Regions from separate parts of the Homo sapiens genome. Here region 1 is linked to region 2. A link is a contact called in ENCODE Hi-C or POLR2A ChIA-PET data. All regions are on one chromosome and are shown on one strand. The core of a region is the stretch at or near the end of the contact, and the rest is flanking DNA. Distances in the headings are between cores, read along the strand shown.

Region 1 (5,201 bases), core at 1,295-3,794, 66 kb before region 2:
ACCAAAACTCCAGCACAGCAAAAGCATTTTGAAGTTTTGGCAGAAAGTCCTAGGAGAGTAAAACCAAAAGGAGCTCCTACATTGCAAACCTTTGCTGGGGTCCCCCAGCATTCAACAATGTACCCCCAGTGCTGAGTGTTTTGATCTTTAGGTCAAAAACTATGCAGGAGTTTTGCCCCCAGCTTTTCTCCTCCTAAACCTGAACCAAAATTCCTTTCTTTCTGACCATCTGGTCTCCTCATTTAACTTGGCCAAGCACAGCTTGACAATTCTCCCCTACTGCGATGGCACAAAGGGAAGCAAAAGAGACCTGAAATCAGCCTGATACAGTCTCAGACTTCAATTCCATGCTACTTAAGGTGAAATAAACCATCAAAGTGACATATTAGGAAACTATGAGCAGCAAAGCCATGTTCATTCAAAACTGAAGGCAGGGAAGAAACGGATTTAAAATAAACAGTTCTGGCCCTTTGGGAAGAAATGACTGGAAATTCTATCCCACTGAGCCTTACTTCAAAACAATAATGGCCAATCGCATTTGCATTATTCTTCACAGTTAACAGAGGACGTTTACAAATGGGAGGACATCAAAAGACAGCTAATAATAATTTATATTTGACTCCTCCTGTTCTCAAGGCTCTTTGAAATTGGAAACTTCCATTCATCCTCTCCCAAATTTTGGAAGTTGGAGAAAGCAAGAATTTATTCAATCATTTATTCATCTATTCAACTCTTGTCTATTGGATGTCTACGGTGTGCCTGCCACTGTTCTAGGCCCTGTGATATAAAGCAGTGAAAAAAACAGATGAGGTTGTAGCTCTCACTGAGCTTCTATTCTAGTAGGAAAATAGACAATAAGCAAATTGAACAAATATAGACTATGTCAGATGGGATAAGGTGGGGATAAAAGTAGAAAACAAAAATAAAGCCAGGTAAAGGGTACAGAGAGTCATAGGGGAGTGGATACTGTTTTCTGTAGGGTGGTCCCGATGAAGTGGTGTTTGAGCAGAGACTTAAGGAACAAAGGGTCCAGATGAGAGGAAGGGCCCAGCCAGAAAGGAAGCAATGACTCTTGAGAACAAGGCATGGAAGGCCTTGTTGGACACTGCAAAGACGTTGGCTTTCAGCCTGAGCGAGTGGGAAGGCTTTACCCAGTTTTCAGCAGAGTAACATGATCTGACTTACATTTTGAAAGGGTTCCTCTTGCAGACACTGTGCACTATCCCTAGTAACCATTCCTTCCTTCCTTCATGATAGAAAACCCACAATTTTAGCTGGATGCATGGCATCACAGAATAAAGACTATATTTCCCAGCCTTCCCTGCAGGCAGGTATAGCCGTAACACTAAGTCTGGCCAATGGACCAGTGGAAGTGTGATGGGGTAATTCAAAAGTCATGCTTAAAAGATAGGTGGTTTTGACCTTTTCCTTCTTTACTTTGTTCTTCATCCTCTGCCTAGAATGCAGATGTGACGGTTGATAGACCAGCTGCTATATTGGACTATGAAGACAAGGGTCACCCCTCTGGATCGGACAGTGTGGAGTTAGAAGAAGCTCAGCTCCCTGAGGATTTTGTGGAGTACATCCATACCAGCCCATACAGGCTGACTGCAGACATTAATTTTATGTCATGCCCCTGGAAGCTGAGCCCAGTTCAAATGGCTGCTATCTTTCTATCTACTGTGTAGAGAATACTGGAGGGACAAGAGTGAAAATAGGGATAATCTCTATTTCATACATAGGAACCCTGAAGCCTGAAGAAGTTAAATGAAGTACATTAGGATTGTGGGTAAAAGTACTGGCTTTAAAGTTAGTAAACTTGTCTGTATTTAAATCCTGCCTCCAATACTTCCTAACCTTGTAACCTTGAGCAATTCCTTAGCCTGGGTAAGCCTGATTTCCTCATCTGTAGAATGGGATGATAACAGTGCCTATCTTAGACTATGATTGTGTGTATTAAATAAAATAAACCATGAAAAGACCTAACACAGCCTGATAGAATTGGCATTCCTCGCCTGCCAGTTCCCTGTCCCTCCTTCGCCGGACCCTTTCCCACCTCTTGCATCTGTCCAGGAAATGGTGATCCTTCCAAGGTGGGTGAACAGCGCAATCAGTTAAGAGAAATGCCTTTTGTTACGAAGAGAGGGCAAAAAGAGGGAGAGAAGGGAGAAAGAAGGAAGCCTTAGCACACGAATGGATATGATGGACTTTCAAGTACCCAGAGGTTTCAGCTCACAAGAGACAAATGTCAGTAGTGAGCCTGGAGTACTGAGAGATCTAAGAAAAGAAGGCCGGAAGTTCAGCCGTCAGCCTCCAAGCTGTTCCCTTGCCAATCCCCTTCTTTTTTCTCCCTTTCTCTATCACCTCTTCTCTTTCCTCTTCCAAAATAAAAGTAGGAAGCGTGAAAAGCTTGGTAAATCATCTGGTTTTCAGGCTGTTTTTCCTTGGAGTGGCTAAGACTGCTTTTTATTGGCTTGGCAGGATGTTTTGAGATTGTGTGGCGAGGACTCCTCTGTGTGTGTGCCCGTGTGTGTGTGCGCGCGCGTGTGAGTGTTTATCTGAGTACTGGGCTTTGGAATGCAAAGTAGCACATACGTGTTTCCTTTTTGGTAGCAGATTCTCTTCCTAATTATGTTTTGCTCAGGCTAATATTAAAACGAATTGGTTTCCTCTGACAACAATAAGTGTAATAATAACAGGAAATTGCCCAGAATCACACAATAACAAAAATAGAGCCAGAGAGGAAGCAACAAGACTCTTGAGAACATTTTGCTGATCTACTTTTCCATTCCATTTTGTCCATGTATTCCATCTCTTCATTGATTCAGAAAACTATGCTTATTACTGGTGAGATTAATGGGAAGCCTGAAAAAAATTCAACTTACTCTCTTTAATCAGAAATTTGTGAACCACTAAATATCAAAAATTAGAAAAAAAAGATGCATGTCAGCTTCTGTATAAAGATTGACCTGTATTCTACCCAATACCACTCTTTTGTAAGAAGGGTTAAGTCAAAATAACACTTCCATTAATTATCTTACATATCAAAGGTTCTGATAAATTCTGCAGTAAAACAACCTGGCTCAATGTGTCAAACCTAGCAAGGCCCAAATTTATTTGACCATGCAACTATCTTTTCCTTTTTTATTGACTACTTGTGAACTTTGAAATTAGGATTACAGAATACAAACCTTTCAACGTTTTCATTCTCAGGGAAATGCTCTACTTGTGTTCCGAATGCTGTCTCTGGGCATTTATTCTTAATATCATGCACATTAATTCTGCTATTTGGTTGCTTAAGCCTCTGTAAGGAGACTATTCTCTTAACAATAGCATATTCTATTCACCAACATAATTGATTCAAGCAGAAGTTTGGAAGATAAAATGCCTTTGCAAGCTGATTACCATCATCTTGACCTTACCTGATACATTCAGGAGGAGGAAAAGGGGTATCTCCATTCCAAAGCACTTTCTTCTTTGCCCTCCCTGCATGGGAAGTCTTTGGGGTCATTTCTACCAGTGGATGGAACCTCAGGCCAGTTTGCTTCCCACCACACACAGACCCTGTTTGTTAAGGAGAGAGATAAGCACCAGTAACAACCTCTGTACTTACTTAAATCTATGCGATGAAGGGTCCATAGTAATCCACCAGGGATTCACAGGGTGAATGGGTGGGTGAAGAATCTGGCTACAATAGCTATTTATAATTGATGCCAATAAAGCCCTTGAGTCTAGCCTGTGCGTGTATTAAATGAGATGACAGAAGACAAGGCCGTGGTCAGAGTTCAGGGAACCTGGTCTAAGTACACTCCAGGGGTCCAGGTTTGACCCGCAGACTTGGTACACACAGCAATCAACAATCAACCAGTTTGTCTGACTGATTAATGACAACTGCCAAAAGGGGTCACACACAAAGTACCAAAGCCCAGCTAAGCCCAAAAGGGGTCAGCTTGCTGGCCACAAAGCCTTTTTATTAAGTGAGACATCTGTTCAGATCTCTGTTGCCAATTAGGTCGTTATTAGATTCTGCTAACACATATTGATAGCTGATAGCGGGAGATGCCATTGAGAGGACACATTAGCACCTTCACCGCTAACTGTAAATCAGCCTGCTCTGTCTGCCTGAGAGCATCTGAATAAGCACCTCCCTCTGGCTTTCCCAGCTGGGGGTTCTCCCCTGTTCCTGGAATGAGGCACAGCCAGAGTGGCTGTCTAAACACCCAGCAACCAATCAGAGCATCCAGGGCAAAGGTATTGAGCTCCACAGAAACTTTTGTATAAAAACGTTCATTATTTTTATCTTTCTAAAGTAATACACACGTGGCAGAAAATTTAGAATATTGTAGGCAATCAAAAGAAAGGAAATCAAGATGACCTATAGTGTCATAATCTTGCTATCTCTCCTTAGAATTTTTTTTCTCTACACTTATTGTATTTCCACAGGGCTGAAATCATGCTGTTCCTGGCATACAAGCCTTTGTTTTACTCCATTCCAACCACACTGGCCCCCTTGAGATTCTCCCAACACGCCAGGCATATTTCCACCTCATGACCTTTGCATCTGCGGTTTTCCCCTCATGGAATGTTCTTCCCCCGGACCCTCCAATGACCAGCATTCACACCTGCGTCAGGTCACTGTTCAAATGTCGTTCCCTCCAAGAAACCTTCCTGACCAAATGAGCAAAAACAATTGTTTCTCTTTGCCATTCTTCGATTTCTTGTTCTGCTTTATTTTCCTTCAATGCACTACATGAGCTGATAGCATGTTTTATAGTCATTTGTTTGTTATCAGTATTTCCTACTGCAGTTTAAGCTCCACACAGGCAGATACTTTGCTTTGTTCACCATCAAATCCCTACAACCTAAAACATCGCCTGCCTGACCATAGCCAGTGTTCAATAAATATTTATTAAATAAGTGAATACATTTTGTTTTGTGGCTTGATTTTTTTCCCTTTAACAATATTGTACAGAGCCTTCAGGATCACTAAATATTCTTTAGTAAACTTTAAAAAAGACTACATCACATCCCATCCCATACTATGGCTGTATTATAATGAGTCTAATCAATTTCCAATGGTTGAACAGTTAGGTTAAATAGTCCCCCATCTTTTTTTTTTTTTTTTTTTTTTTTTTAAGAGAGAGAGGAACTTGCTCTGTTGCCCAGGATGGAGTGCGGCAGTGTGATCACCATTCACCGCA
Region 2 (5,510 bases), core at 2,330-4,829:
GGCTCTGAAAGCTTGGCCCAAGGACAACTTATCTGAGCCTTGGTTACCTAATCTTTGATTATAGCAATATTACCTTCTTTGCCTTGCCTTGAATGGCCCCTGAGAGCTATTTCCTCTCTACCTATGTCTAAGTTGGAGAAATAAAATTAGAGGAGACATCACCTTGTACAGTAACATTCCTGCCCATTGTCCAGGGTCTGTGGGAGTCCAGGGCAGCTTCCTGGGCATGGGCCATCTCTCCCTGGCAGAGACGGTGAGAGAAGAAAGAGTCAGATTGTCAGAAAGATGGGTAAGAAGGGGGCAGTAAGCATGCAGTGTGGCTCTGGTTTCTGGAAAGAACAAAGTTTGGAACCAGAATATCCAGGTCAAATGGCTCTGCCACTCACCAGTTGTATGGCTTTGGGCAGATGATTTGGTCTTCTTGAGCCCCACCATTTTGAAGGCAATCAAATGAAGAAGTATATATAAGCCTGGAGAATTGGTCAGGACTCTCCTGTGGGCAGGGGACAGAAACAAACTCAAAGTAGGTTAAACACAAGATGGGACTGCACTGGCCCCAGCAAGAGTCTGACTGAGGCCGAGTTGCCAAGTCCAAATCACCAGGTTCCCTGACCCATCTGCCAAGCCCTTCCTGTAACTTACTTTCCTACAGTCCTGAGTTCACTCTCCCTCACTCCGTTTTTTTCTATGTCAGTCCACAGTTGTTGCCTTCACAGAGTTTATTCAATTTCCTTTCACTAAAGCTCTGTTTACTTTTGAAGATGCATGCTTTCATTCCACACACTCCACCTCCACCCTCCATAAACTTGGTTCCATGGAAAAGGCAAACCATGGAAATAGAAACCTCATAAACCCCTTGGCCAATACTTTGGCAGATTTTCTTAGAGTTTTCAAACCCTAACCTCTGGTCATTTACAAAGTTTATTCTTCCAGGAGATCAAGCTACATGCAGTGGATGTATATTTTGAGTCCAAATTCCTGAGGGCACCTTTTAGTGACTAACATTTAAACATCATCTTCTTAGGAAGTTTCTGGAAGGACAATCAGATGCAGGCTAACAGATATGACATACCACTTGTGACCCCAGATTCCACTCTGGAAACTTGACCTCAGTCTCCCTGTTGAGCCTTTTTCACTTTTACTTCCTAGTCCATGCCTGACCCACTCCTACCCACAAAAGCACACTATGCAAATAAATCCTGTGTTTCCAGCCATGAAGAGCTATTCCAGGTTCCCCAAACACAGCATGTGCTCTCACCCCTATCCCGATGGGAAACTCTGATTCATCCTTCAACTCTTAGCTCAAGCAAATCCCCCAGGAATATTTGTCCCTTTTCTCTGGTCTCATGACACTTTGACTAAACATATTATACTGTGGCCATTTGTTTGTCTGCTTTTCTTTCTGATTATGAACCTTCAAGGTCAGAAACTATCTTAGTCACCTACTTCCCCCAGCACCTGGTAGAGTGCCTGGTACACAATAGATGCTCAAGGAATGTGTGAAAAATGAAATGCTGGACTGTCTGGGAGGTTATTTCATGTGAATGGGCCTCATACCTCATTTAAGATCTCCTGGTGGAGCTGTCATATTCTTCTTATCTACTGCTGTGTAACAAAACTCCCCAATATGCAGTCACTTAAAACAACAATCATTTTATTATCCCTTAAAGCGTCTGTGAGTTAGGAATTCAGGAAAGGCTTGGCTTGGGGGCTCTGGCTCAGGGTCTCTTCCTTTGGTTACAGTCTGACCGTGGGTGAAGCTGGAACAGGGCCAGGCCAGAGCAGCTGGTAGGTAGAGAGGCTGCAGCATAGGTAAGCATCCCTCTTTGTGGAGTCTCAAGGCCTCTCCATGTTGTCTCTCTCCATTGGCTACTTGGCTTCCTGGCAGCATGGCGGTCTCAAGGCAGTTGGCCTTTTTATATGACGCTGGAGACTTCAAGGGTGAATGTTTCAGTGAGCAAGGCAGAATCTGAACCACTATGTATGGCCTAGATGCAGAAGTCACCTAGTGTCACTTCCACTGTTCTCTGCTGGTCAAAACAGTCACCAAAGCCTGTCCAGTTTCAAGGCAAGGGGATACAGACCTCACTCTCTCTAGGAAGAGTGTTACCGAATTTGCAGATGTATTTTAAAACTGCTACACTTAAATGCAATGTGGACAACAAAAGGACATCAATGGAAAAACTGGTGAAATTGAATAAAGTCTAGAATTCAGTTAATAGCAGTGTGTAAATGCTAGTTTCTTAGTTTTGATAAATACATCATGGCAGTGTAAAGGATTATGGGAAATTGGATACTGGGTATGTGAGAATGCTTTGTTCTATCTTCGCAAATTTTCTATAAGCCTAAAATTATTAGGAAAAAAAATTTAATTTAGGCCAGGTGCAGTGGCTCATGCCTGTAATCCCAGCCAAGGATTTAGGAGGCCAAGGCAGGAGGATTGCTTGAGCCCAGGATGTAGAGGCTGCAGTGAGCTATGATTGAACCACTGCACTTCAGCCTGGGCGACAGAGTGAGACCTTGTCTCAAAAAATAATAATAATTTAAAAGAGAATGCTGGCCGGGCACGGTGGCTCACACCTGTAATCCCAGCACTTTGGGAGGCTGAGGCAGGCGGATCACGAGGTCAGGAGATCGAGAGCATCCTGGCTAACACAGTGAAACCCCGTCTCTACTAAAAATACAAAAAGAAATAAGCCGGGCTTGGTGGCAGGCGCCTGTAGTCCCAGCTACTCAGGAGGCTGAGGCAGGAGAATGGCGTGAACCCGGGAGAAAGAGCTTGCAGTGAGCCGAGATCATGCCACTGCACTCCAGCCTGGGCAACAGAGCGAGAATCCATCTTAAAAAAAAAAAAAAAAAAGAGAGAGAATGCTATATTTCTCCTTCTTCCTACTCTAAGTACTAGTAGAGAGTAAGTGGTCTTAAAGAAACTGTGTGCATGCTGTCACTAAGAACCAATTCTGGTAAGCTCTCCTATTCTACTCAAGCAGGATTCGACACTGCTTTCTTTCCGCCCATGGTATATACCTCTACAATTGCACTAACCACAATGTTCTGTAGTCGTCTACCTACACTCCCATCTCCCAACTAGATGCTGTGTTCTCTGAAAGACATTTTCTTATGTGCACTTCCTGTCCACAGTTCCCAGGACACTGTCAAAATAATATAGTAGTTTGAACCACTTGAAAAAAATGACAGTTTTGTAGCTCAAAAAGAGTTGCATAGTAGCAATTAATCTATAAACAAAATGGAATGGAATGGAATGTATTTATATTATTCCATGCTTTTGCTCAAAGGAAATAACAGAGTCCAACATCCCTGAAAAAAGAACTCTTTCAAAGCAATAAATATTGACCAATGTTTTTCACTGGGAGTTCCACAAAGGCCTTAGGGTTTCTTACCCATTGGCTTCTAGAGTCCTCTCTAGCGTCGTTTCCAGAGCCAACGCCTGTGCTGGACTGAGAAAGCCTGCCTTGCTCTAGTAGGCCAACAGCCAGAGGCCGTGGGGCCTCCAGACTCAGACACAAACATGCAGGGTGGGGTCCCTGATAGCAGGGTATCCAGGCCCAGTGGGAAGGCAGCCAGGGCGCTGCTGAACAAGGGGCTGCAGGAAGCGGAGGAAGGAGGAAGCCCTCTTGGCGACAAGCCCCACCCCTTTTCCATGTCCCAGGAGGTTAAGCAGATGTCATCAGATAAATTTTTCCAGGCCTGAATGGAGGCTCTAATAGAATTCAAACAGGATCTCATCACTGCCACTTTCTTTCTTCCCTTTTCTCTTTGTAAACCTAACCTTAAGAGTCACGGCAGCAGCCCTGGAATAGTTTCAGGTTGTGTGTCACCCTGCAAGGCTCATGTGAACAAGAAATGGCCACCAAAAGGACCAAGGCAATTCAACAGACTCAGGCCTGCTGCATGAATTCTTCAAGGATGGGACTGAGACATGGCTTCAGGCACATCCAAGGGGAGAAGGTGGGGATCGGGGCTTGGTGGCCAAAGGAGCCCTGCCAGCATGATGGTTTCCAACTTGCTGCTGAACCAGATCCAGAAATGTGTTGCCTGTTTCTCTGTTTATGAATTATCCTTCCCTGAACAGAACAGCTGGGGCATTTTGTTTTCCATTCTTTAAACATGGATGGGTTTAGGCCTTTCCAATTTCTTGTTCTCCATAGTTTAACACACAAGGCAATAAAATACAGAGCCATTTTCTGCGGTATTTAGTTAATGATGCAGTATCTGGCAGCCTCTCCTCCCTCACCAAAGCCATCCTTGGGAAAAGTTCTCATTCAAACACTCAAGAAGTTGTTTTTAAGCAGTGAATCCCAAGACTTAAACATTTTTGGGCAATCTGGTTCTTATTTTAACTCAAACTGGTTTATTCTCCTCAGAACAAAAGAATGCCAACAATTCGGTGGTCCTTCACACTGCTACATCACCAGCCAGAGCCTTCCTGAGCTCTGAGAAACAGTGCAGTGTGGCTTCTGGAGATTGGAAATAGAGAGGACTCCTGATGGTTGTTTCAAGGCATCTGTTTTTAATTGATCTCATTCTTTATTCTATGGAACATCCAGCCAGGAGTATATTGAGCTCCAACATACATCACTGCTGAGAGCCTCTGGGGCCAGATGTAATCCCAGAGCTGCGAGCCACCTTCCAATGGCAACAGGGATGTGGTCAATACAAGGTGAACAGGGAAGGCTTTTTTGTTCAATACCAGGAATGCAAGATTGGATCAAGGGCCTAGATGCAAAAGAACCTGCTTGAAGAGCAGCCCTACAGTCTGTCCTTATCTGGAGACCACAGGCATCATGTGTGATCGGTAACATCACTGAGAAATCTACCTGATGACCAACTAAAAAGAGTGGGTGTCCCCAAGACCTCCGGATTTTATCACAAACCCCAAATGGGCCTGCCCTTTATCATGATATCTCAATCTTTGGGAAGTACATCTCTAGATGGAAGAATTCTTACTATTTTAGACCCCTGTCCTGCAGAAGATGACCCATTGTGAGTCACTTTATTTAGCCTCATCCTAACTTTGGCTTTTTTCCTCCCCTCTTCTTCCCACCTTTCTTTTCTTCTTTTCCTTATTCACTTGGCTGACACATAATTATGTTGTATTTAGCTATGTGCCTGATTATTTTGGGGTGCTGGAGGATACAGCAATGTATCTGTCAGGATGTGCTAAGTTATGTTGCAGTAACGAACAATCTCAGGAACTTAATGTCTTAAAACAACAAAGGTTTATTCTCCTGCTTCTTATCCACTGAGAGTTTTTGGAGGGCTCTGATCTCACAAAATCTTTAGGCAGAAAACCAGGCTGATAGAATGTCCAGAATTTCTGGAATGTTTATGGCTGCCATTGAGGGCAGGAGGATTTCAGGCAGTCAAAAGGCATGAGCATATGAGGGAGTTCCTGGGAGAGGTTCCTCTAATTGTGTGGTCAGGTAGGCCTCTCAGAGGGGGTGACTGTGAATTAAGCCATGGAGTATGAGAAGGAGGTAGGCTTGGGA

The links. Hi-C counts contacts between places; a loop is a spot of excess contacts on that map. ChIA-PET counts read pairs that join two places held with the same protein, here RNA polymerase II (POLR2A).
Region 1: a map of heart right ventricle shows a loop between it and region 2 (3-fold over the local background). The contact joins two enhancer-like sites. A Hi-C loop is called at or near these places in 2 of 168 maps with a recorded cell type or tissue (both heart right ventricle). POLR2A ChIA-PET finds 5 or more read pairs at or near these places in 2 of 52 experiments (MCF 10A and OCI-LY7).

What each region holds. Positions count from the first base shown.
Region 1 is chr12:105,735,619-105,740,819 of GRCh38, reverse strand. CASC18 (cancer susceptibility 18) reads right to left here. Exons shown (of 5, transcript NR_110109.1): 4 at 3,423-3,564. It also overlaps a transcript of LOC107984435 not described here. Among named protein-coding and RNA genes, the nearest start is that of CASC18, 34 kb to the right of the region's middle. RefSeq lists enhancers at 1-230, 231-842. Within about 2 kb of position 2,544, at least 7 of the 41 ENCODE cell types and tissues checked have a DNase peak (open chromatin) inside an H3K27ac peak, as active enhancers do; they include heart right ventricle, where a contact is called at or near this core.
Region 2 is chr12:105,670,773-105,676,282 of GRCh38, reverse strand. No RefSeq gene overlaps it. Among named protein-coding and RNA genes, the nearest start is that of CASC18, 31 kb to the left of the region's middle. Within about 2 kb of position 3,579, at least 20 of the 41 ENCODE cell types and tissues checked have a DNase peak (open chromatin) inside an H3K27ac peak, as active enhancers do; they include heart right ventricle, where a contact is called at or near this core.